2 separate regions of the Mus musculus genome follow, and region 2 is linked to region 1. A link is a loop called in an ENCODE intact Hi-C map of the cell type or tissue named here. Cell type or tissue: heart. All regions are shown on one strand.

Region 1 (5,000 bases):
CAGCGCTTTCTGCCTTTCCTCCCCAGGGCACACATGTAAAGCAAACAAAAGGATTGGAGGTGTTCATCAGCTAGGACTTATCAATTGTGCTTCTCAGGCCGCCAGCACTGCCAACCAACCCCAGGCAACATCTGGCACATCTGGAACCACTGCCGTAGAAGGAAAGAACTCCTTCCTTGTGTGTGTGTGTGTGTGTGTGTGTGTGTGTGTGTGTGTGTGTGTGTGTGCATTCACCAGGGACTGGGCCTTGCACATTGTAGACGAGTACCACTGAACTACATTTCTAGCTTTTGGCTTTTAAATTTAATTTGTTTTTAGGTGTATATTTGCTTCACTTGCGTGCATACCTGTGAGTCGTGTATATGCCTGGTGCCTATGAAGGCTAGAAGGCGGCACTGCATTCTCTGTGATTGGAGTCACAGACACTTGTAAGCTGCCAGGTGGATCCTGGGAATGGAGTCTGGGTCCTCTGGAAGAGCAGCCATTGTTTTAAACCATCAGCTCACCTCTCCAGTCCCTGTTTAAAGCCTAAGATGGTCATTCTCCCTGCGTAGCCTCCTGAGCGCATGGTGCCCACGCCCAGGGTACCAGTGTGTTTCATTACGTCTGCCGGCCTGTTTCTGTAGCTCTAAACTGGAAACAATCACAGCAGACTCTGAGACAGACATTTGTAATTCAGCACAGTGCTTGGCACACCGCCATGGCTGACACGAGGCGGTTACGTAGGAGGGACTCTGCTATTCCCTTGGGAGAAGCATTTGGAAGGAGAAACTGAGTCTGTCTGTCTAGGACTTTGCTGAGGGTGATATCCAGAGGGCTTGTTCGAGAACAGAGTTCCTCTCTCTCTCTCTGCCACTTGCCCGATCTCTTTTGGCCTTAGAGGTGTTGGGGAAGGTGGGAGTGTCCCCGTGGCAGCACTCAGGAAGGTGCTGAGTGTCTCCTGTTGCACCAGTGTCTGAATGTGGTCCCCAGGGCCAAGGCCAAGGCCAATGGCTAATGCAGGGGAAAGAGAGGAACAGTGCTGGCAGACTCCTCATCACTGCCTCTCAACCTAACCCCGGAGATTGCTGGGCTCTCTGTAAGGGGCAAGAGCGTGTCCTCTTATTCAGGAATAAACAGGGGAATCAGAGGCACAAGCCCCAGCCAACCAGGGTTGATTGCAACTCCACTGTGACTTGGGATTTGGACTGCACCCCACCTGTTACCACGGGCTCCTGGGAAACAGGCCCAAATCGGCTGCTGCTGAAAGGTCTTTAACATGCCCTAGAGGAGGGAGCCTTTCCAGGTGACCCATTCTGTGGCTTCTTTCTGATAGGTCTCCAGGCCTCTCTGGTTTGCTCTGTGTTCCCCATGCATGCTATGAGGCAGGAGCGTAGGCTGAAGCCCAGCGACTTGTGAATTCTGGTGACACCTCTCACCCTAAGTCATGCAGTAAACACTCCCTTCCCATCTTGTTAACGGCTAGTGAGGAAGCTACTTGAACCCCCAGGCTGTCTCAGGGAGTAAACACTCGCTCACTCATTGACTGGCCGGACACAGACAGGATGCTTGCTCCCTGAGAGCCTCTGCATAAGGTTCTTTGCGTGAATGTCCCATGTGAGGACAAGACCACTGCTATCTCCTCTGAAAGGATGAGGCTATGGGGTCACAGAAGGGAGAAAAAGAGCCAAAGGTGAGCTTGGACTCCGTAGTCCATGCATGGTCTCCTCTGGGCCCGAGGCTCAAAACAAGCTGATAAGACAAACGCAAATAACACACACGAGGCGCCTTGTGGGAAGTGAGAAGTGCTGTAGGCGGGGTCAGATAACCACATGCCCTGGGCAGGCAGGGCAGAGGACAGGCTCCGCTGAACTAACTGAGGTCTCATGTGGGAATCCCTCTGAGAGGCAGTTGTGGTGTGAAAGAAAAGCCACAGGCCCTTGAGTGAATGATCTATGAGGACTGTTTGCCAGGTAGTGTAAGTCTCTCCCTGCTGATCTGTAGGAAGCAAGAGCCTGCCCAGGGGAAGGGCTTTTCACACAGGGAATGTGACTTTATTTTCTTTGAAAATATTAGGTATTATTAGAAACCGTCTGCATGAGTCTGTCTCTGAGTCCGAGTCCGTCTCTTTGATGGGGCTTTTTTTACTATCAGATTCGGAGCTCACGGGGTTCTTAACTCTGACTATCCTTTCACTTTAGACTGGGAGGGAGTCTCCTGCAGGCCTGGTCTATGCTCCCCGGCCCTTTTACTCAGTACCCTGTCAAACTTCCTCTTGCTTGTAGGCCCATAATATGGGTTTCTTCCTGCAGGGGGTGCTCTGGGTAGGGCCGGACAGACAGTCCACCTATAGGTATTTGGTCTTTGCTTCCTTCCTGTCAGCTCTAGATCTGGGGCAGTGAGGGTGTTTGAGGATGGGAAGGCTGGATCCAGTGTCCAGGTATTGCAAGAGTTGAGGCAGGAAGGGCTGTAAACAAATCCCCTGCCTTTGTGGTGGACCAAGCGGAGGAGGCAGGGAGGAGACAAGAAAGGAAGGCAACCATTGTTTAGGACAAAAGCAAGAGAGAATTGGGGCAGGACCTGGGTTCCCACCCTGCTTACCTGAGGACAGGTAGGTACTCAGAACCCTAGAGGATTGGAGGTGAGAGTCAGGTACCTCTGACTCCACCCTGGGCCCAAATCCTCCAATTACCTGGACATCAGCCTGTGAGTCACCCTGTCACTTGCCACCTATGCACTGCTTTGAAGGGCTCTAACTTGGGTCAGCACTCTGCTATTTCCACATGAGAGACTTTTATTTTGCACTGGATCCTGTTAAGTGTGCAACCCCCTCTCAGACTCTTAGGCCATCAGAGCCTCACACTCTGGTTTGTAGGGATGGGGTGTGTGTGTGTGTGTGTGTGTGTGTGTGTGTGTGTGTGTGTGTGTGTGTGTGTGTGTGATTTTTACCTTGACTTAGCTTCCATTTCAGGTAGTCATATGTTCTGTCTGTTCCTGAATGTTCCTCTTCATATGAACTAGGGACTGTCTATTATATATGATAGAGTTCCCCCTTACACTCAAGACGCTCCAGTTAGATGTCTAAGAGCTCAGTTAGTACCATGCCCTATATAATATGTGCTTCTACATGCTCACAGCGAACAAATATTACTTAGGTTATTAATTAAGCATGGGAATGTCACCAACAGTAACAATAAAATGAAATAGAACGATGAAAGAGACCTCACAGATGCTGTGACCCAATAGACACATTGCTGTCCCATTGCCCCTTGATGGTGACCCCTTTAGGTCTGATGGTTGGGGGATGGAAGGAAGGGACATCTATCTGTGGAATGCAGTGGTGTAGACGTGAGCTTTTGTCCAGATACACCAGAGGGGTCTAGGATTAGAGAAAGACTGGGCATCTCCAGGTTGCAGGTGATATTTAGTTTAAGAATGGCACCTGGTGGCCGGGTGGAAGTGGCACTTGCCTTTAATCCCAGCACTAGGGAAGCAGAGACAGGTAGATCTCTTGAGTTTGAGGCCAGTCTGGTCTACAGGCAGAGTTCTAGGACAGCCAGGGCTACACAGAGAAACCCTGTCTCAACAAAACAAAACAAAACAAAACAAAACAAAACAAAACAAAACAAAACAAAACAAAACAAAACAAAACAAACGAAAATGAATGGCATCTGCAGGGCCCAGGGCTATGGAGTATGCTGTGCTGAGGTGGGCAGGGAAGCACACTCAGTCCAGGTGGGATAGGTCGAGGGCTCCGATGCAAAGGCATTTGTTTAGTGGGAAGGAGGGAGGGAGGGAGGGAGGAAGGGAGGAGGGGAGGAGGGTAGGGAGGGAAGGGAAAAGAGAGAGAGAGAGAGAGAGAGAGAGAGAGAGAGAGAGAGAGTCCTGTATGGCAGACTCCATCCAAGTGCCAACACACTTGGTTAAGGGCACCACCCCCCAGCAGTCAGTCTGTCTGGGTTTAGATCCTGGCTCAGTACTCAGGAAGAGACTCTTGTTAGCTTCTTCCTATAAAATGGAATTAATGATACATACCACATGGGGATTGTGAGGACCACTGACACATCATAACCAGTTAGTGGACATTAGCCATCATTACGTTTGTTTCGACCAACAAATATTTCTTGAGTGTGTACTTGGTAGCAGACAAAGCTGAACTAGACCGTGGCATTAATTCTCAGTATTAGTGGTCCTTTCTTATTAAAAGTTCTAACTTTCTGCAGTTTCAGTTATCTGTGGCCAAACAAGGCCTGGAAATGTTACATGGAAAATCTCAGAAGTAAATAGTTGATCGTTTAAAATCGTGTGACATCCTCAGTAGCGTGATGGCGTCGTGCTGTCTCCGTCTCAGCAGAGCTCTGTTGCATCCCGTGTCCAAGGTTTCTGTGCTGTGTATGCACCTTCTTGATAGTCACTCAGTAGCCTTTTGCTACTCAGTTCATCTGAGAGGACCCTGCAGGGCAAGCAGGCCTTGGTTTAACAACCTTTGCTTTATGTCAAGATGGCCCCAAGTGCAAGAACAGGGAAATTGCAAATTCCTTTAAATTAAAAAAAAAAAAGTATAATAAACTTCTTTTAAGAGAGAATGAAGAATGCATGCACATTCGCTTAATTTTTATTAGAGTATATTCACTTAATTTTTATTAGAGTATATTGTTATAATTATCCTGTTTTAGTGTTGCTATTGATAGTATCTTACTATGCCTAATTTATTAATAATGTATATAAAGCATGTATGTAGTATATAGGCTTTGATATTATATGAGATCTTAGGCATATTGAGGTGTACCCCTCTTGGGTAAAGGGGACACTGTGTAATAGACAGTCCCTAGTCCACCCAGGGAGGAAGGCACTCCCGAGCTTCCAGATGTGGGAAGCCCTCCACCCTGGCTGCCCAACCTTCCAGGCTCACCCTGCTCTCCGCTGGGCTCTTCCCTACAGCGTCCATTCTTTGCAGTGTGAAGGGATCAGTAGGCCCCCTCCCCTTATGTCTGCAACTCCCCTGACCCTACCTGTCTAGA
Region 2 (5,000 bases), 84 kb after region 1:
ATAATCATTTGGCCGCAAGTGTTATAAACACCTTTAGGAAATCCTATAGAACCTTCCCCTTGCACATTCCATCTTTCCCCTTCCCTTTGAGCCCTGCTGTTCATAGTCTTTCCAGGATCCAACTCTGGGTGGTTGAGAAAGTGGCCAAAAGGCCTGAGTTCAAAGTCTGTTTCTGAGAATCCCAACAACTTACCTTTTTTCTCCAACCCCTGTTTCCTCGTCAATAAAAAGACGTATGAAATCCTGCCAGCTGTGCCCACTGACCCACAGCAAGAGTCCCCAGAGATCTCAGGAACTGGGCACTCTGTGTACCCAGACTCGAGTTGGGAGTCCTGAAGCAGCCTGGGGCTCGGGCAGCCTTCTCGAATGTTCTGACTGACTGCTTGCCATCAGTTTGATTGGATTTGGCTGAAAACTGCTAAGCATACAGACGAAGGGGAGGATTGGGCACAGGCAGTCGCCGCTTCCAGGCGGAGCTCCAGTTGGAGATGGGGATGGTTTCTCTTTAACCTTAGTCCTTCTCCATCTGCTTCTGGCTCCTGCGAGAGGCAAGTGAGTGCTTCTTGGGCTTCTGGCTGATTCTAGGGACTATTAAAGATAACAGACTAAAAAGCCATAGAGCCATGAATGAGTTTTCTGTCCGAAGCACAGGGCATCACAAGAATCAGACTAAGCTGTGCTTTCTAAGAGTAGAGTAGATTCTCAAAAGACTGGGATGCTGCCCTGAAACTGCCAGTCACAAAGGCTAAAGGGGTTTCCACCATGTGGTCATGTGCAATGGGCTCAAATGATAATCTTTGACAATAGATAGTCACATGTGTAGCCCTGTACCCAGACTGCAGGGAACCCAAAATAGCACCCAGGAGCTCCCTGACTTCCAAACTTCCTGCCTCCCCAGAGTGGGAGAAGATATATGCAAATAACCTCACTGCTCTTGGCCTGCCTGCCATGGGGCTTCAAGCTCAGCTATTCCAGCTGCAAAGCTGTTGCCAAATGACTGCCTGTCTCTGTGCTCAGTTTCCTGTCTCCAAACAGTGCCTACCTCAAAGGGAATGGTGGAAATCAAATGGATTAACATATGCAAACCTCCAAGAAACATAGCCCTTGCACAGTAATTACTATTATTACCAAGGCATCGTCATCCGAAATGGCTGTTCTGCACGCCGAGGAAGAAAGTGCCAGAAAACTGCTGAGAGAGTGCGTGACTCTAAGTGTAGGGATGAGGTGGAGTCCATGGAAAAAGGTATATTTGGATGCAATTTCAAAGAATGACTAGAACTTCAACAGCTGAGGGTGTAGGGAAAAGGGCATTCCAGGCAAAACCAAAGAAATGTGAAAATACATGCAGGGCTGAGATGCAGATGAAGCAAAGGATTTGATCAAGGGCATCGGAGCCCGCTAAGGAATTTGGACTTTGTTTTGTCCTTTTTTTTCTGAAAGCTGTTCTAGACTTTTCAGTGTAGGAGAGTCATAGAGTCAGTTTTGTGGTTTAAAAAGAACTTCCTGGCAGATGTGTAGTAGTCAGAAGTGAAGACGCTATACTCTAGCCACCAGGGTTCAAATCCTGGCTGCGTGCATTCATGATAATAGGCTAAATTGATGGAATAAACAGACAAAGATGTGTGTGGTGGCCCACAGACAGTAGAAGGCAGGCATTTGTTTGTTTATTTGTTTTTCTGATTACTTAACAGTTCCAGGAGAATATGGCATGTGGCATTTCTTCCACGCGGTCACTCAGGAGCCTGGGTTCTTGCCACCCCTGGAACATTTAGCTGTTGGAAAGGTAGACTGACCATGGAAGAGGAAAGCCAGCTATTTTATAAAAGTCAGAGACAGAAATGCAGATAAATTTCTACCTACCATCTTGGGGAGAAATATGGTCATGACGCCACACTTAATGCAAGGGAGGCTGGGAAATATACTCTAGCTATATTTTTAGATATTCCTTCTGTTAGGCCATCTAATAGGATTCCCTGCAATGGTAGGAATGTTCCAGATCTGTGTTTTTAAATACAATAGCTGCTAGTCATGTATTGCTATAGAACATTTGAAATGTAGCTACTGAAACTAAGATTTTTAAAAACCTGAGATAGAAATCTCATTTACTTATAATTAAATAGCCAGACATGGCTTGGAGCTCTGGTATTGGACAGTTCAGTTATAGAGTAAAAAGGGGAGGGATCTAAGCAAATAGGCAGTGCTTTCTGCCAGTTACTTGCTAGGTACTGATGATTGAGCATCGGGTGTGTTTTCTCATTTCCCTCAACTGAAAAAATGGTTGTAGGAAGAGAATCCATCTCTCCAGACTGTTGGAGGATGGAGATTGTTCAGCCAAAGGACCATAGCGAGTGCCCAGCCAGTGTTGGTCCATCCAACTATGGCCGAAGGCAGGGATAGTATGTGGCAGTCCATGAGCGAGGGCTTCCCTTCCCTCTAAATAGTTCCATTTGCTTCACAGAGCTAAGCTACTTGTTCATCTCCTCTGAATTGTGTCCTTCAATTGTCCTTCAAATGTGCCCATCTCCATAAAGTCCTCCAGGTGTGGCCTCTACAGGTGTTGCCTCTACAGGTGTGGCTTCTCCAGGTGTGGCCTCTCCAGGTGTGACCTCTCCAGGTATGGCCTCTCCAGGTGCACAACAGTCCTGATGTTTTGTGGGCTGTCCAGCATCTGCAGCAGCATACTTAGGGATCTCATCTTGTCTTGTGCTTCTCTCCACCTCACCGTTTTCCACTCTGCCCAGCAGAATGCTTTGTGTATCTTGGGACATTTGCCAACACGTGTCTATCGCATTGAGTTGAACTCACTGGGTGCAGAGAGGGTTGCAAGGACACAGTTCCTGACCATGAGAGCCAGATTCCATCTGCATAGCACAAAACAAAGCTAGAGTTTGGCAACTTCTCAGGTCATTGAACCTATGTAGACATCCAAAGGCAGCCACCTCACTGGTATGGAGTTTGCAGAGCTCTTTTGGACATTTGTATGAGTTTTCTTCTCCCACATTTCTCTATAAAAATAGCCTTCTGGTTCACATGCCTTTTACCATACGCCTTTCCCCACTGTCTGTCTACTCCTGGCAAAGTTCCTGACCAGAAACTGCCAAGGAGAACTGGAACCACTCAATTTGGCAGCCTGGACATGGGTCCAATAAGCTATATACGTGCTCCATGGGAGCGAAGTCACCCAGAACACATCCCATGGTCTCTGAGGCTCAGGGCAACCCTGACAGTGTCCCTCCTGACTATCCTGTGTCATTTTGACATCCACCTAAAAAAAAAAATCTCAAGAATGTGCCTCTTAATGTCCTGAATTCTCATGAATTTATTGATTTTTTATTATTATTAATGAGCTTGCTTAGAGTTCTTCAGTTGCTCATTCAGCACATACTTGCTGAGATCCTGCTCTGTGTCAGATATTATTCTGGTGTTTAAGATTCAAAACAGACAGAATTCTCATGTTCAAGAAGCTTTCGTTCTGGTTGGGTAGGAAGAAAAGAAATGACATGTGCCAATAAGTTCTACGAAGGCAAAGAAAGCAGGAAGTCTCTTGTGTCATAAAAATCACTCCAAAACGTAGTGACCTAAAGTACCACCTTATTATTTCTCGTGGCTTGGCTGGGCTCCCTGGGATCGTGGAGGAGGCTGTAGTCACTGGAGGCTTAGAGAGGGCTAAAGGGTCTACCACAGCTCCTCTTACTTATCGGAAGCCCCACCACTGGCTGTCAGCGCATCCTCTTGGTATAGCTCACCACTTGTGAGTCCCATTTGGGCCGCCTTACAAGCTGCTGTGAGGATTCCTAGGTTGTGAAGGCAGAAGCTGCAAGACTTTATCACTTAGGGCTAGGCCACACTATATTCCTTCTGTCTTGTATTGGTCACTGCCATCGACAAGGCCAGGCAAGTCTTCAGAGTGACACATCTTTATTCCTTATGAAAAAATATAATTCCCCGTGGGCAAGAATCGAGAATTCTGAAAGGAGCTGAACCAACTTTAAAGGGGACACTTGATTTTCAAACATTGAGACATGAAGATGAACCAGTTATGTACCGCCATGTTAGGCTAGGAGAAACTCAGAAGAGGAAGAGGTGAACTGTAATGTAACATGGAGGTAGAGTGGGTAAGAGGTTGTGTTGTTTGAAATACGCTGGTCAGAGAAGGCTTCTCTGAAGAGGGATATCTTAGGAAGGGGACTAAGTAGCCATACAATTGTCTGGGGGTAGGATATTTTAGGTAGAGGGAATATATCGCTACCAAAGGTTTTCAGACCACACATCTGCAATGCTTTTTGTTAGAGACAATGGGATAGTATTTTGAGTGAAGAAATGTCCTTGTTACTTATGGAAAATATAACTCTTCCTGGGCAACAATGGAAAGTTCTTAAAGGAACTGAACTCAGTTGAAAGGGGGCCACTTGACTGTGAAACACTGAAATGTGAAGATCAACACTTATGGAGTTGAAGATTCAAAATGTGTCTGTCTCTGTCTGTCCCCTGCTATCTGCACTTGTGCTCCTCACCCGATGCACTGGGTGATTTGTGTAGCCCTTAGTAGAACTCCAAGAACCCCAGAGTTAGAAAAGTCCTGTTTCCAGTCTCAGTACCCCTACTTTCAGTCATCTTGAACCCCATCTACCTACAGCTTTGCCCTCACACAGCCTGTGGGAACGTCTCTGTGAGAAGATCAAACTGTGATTCATGGGAGAGCAAAGTGTCTGGCTTCCTGAAGGATGGGGCAGAGCAGAGGGGTTTTCTGGTATAATTACCCAAGGTCGAAGGGGCAGTTTGAGGGTAATAGGTAATTAGTATTCATGCAGAGGGGGACAATTATCTAGCACACTGACTGCCAGACGCTTGTCACTGTTCCTCTGGCCTCCTGGGCTGGGGTCCTGGCTCTACCTGTGGCCTATTAAGTGTAATGACCCTCCTGTGGAGAAGAGCCTCTCATTATCTCTGTGTTAACATGATACTTATCCACAAAACTCTGGCGAGCTACTTTGCAATTA

The links. Peaks named below come from ENCODE experiments on the same cell type or tissue, not always from the same donor. Only the 100,000 strongest peaks of a DNase experiment are listed, where the experiment ranks them.
Region 2: it touches region 1 in a loop (2.0-fold over the local background); 3 of 42 quality-filtered maps call a loop at or near these places.

The regions. Positions count from the first base shown.
Region 1 is chr1:135,092,192-135,097,191 of GRCm38, reverse strand. The region is part of intron 1 of Lgr6 (leucine-rich repeat-containing G protein-coupled receptor 6); the gene reads left to right. Among named protein-coding and RNA genes, the nearest start is that of Lgr6, 11 kb to the left of the region's middle. In heart, a CTCF peak has its summit at 2,280 (motif pointing right); a DNase peak (open chromatin) is centred at 1,821; H3K27ac peaks cover 784 bases; H3K27me3 peaks cover 2,435 bases.
Region 2 is chr1:135,008,139-135,013,138 of GRCm38, reverse strand. The region is part of intron 6 of Lgr6 (leucine-rich repeat-containing G protein-coupled receptor 6); the gene reads left to right. Among named protein-coding and RNA genes, the nearest start is that of Ube2t, 48 kb to the right of the region's middle. In heart, no CTCF peak of the experiment used is centred here; a DNase peak (open chromatin) is centred at 3,097.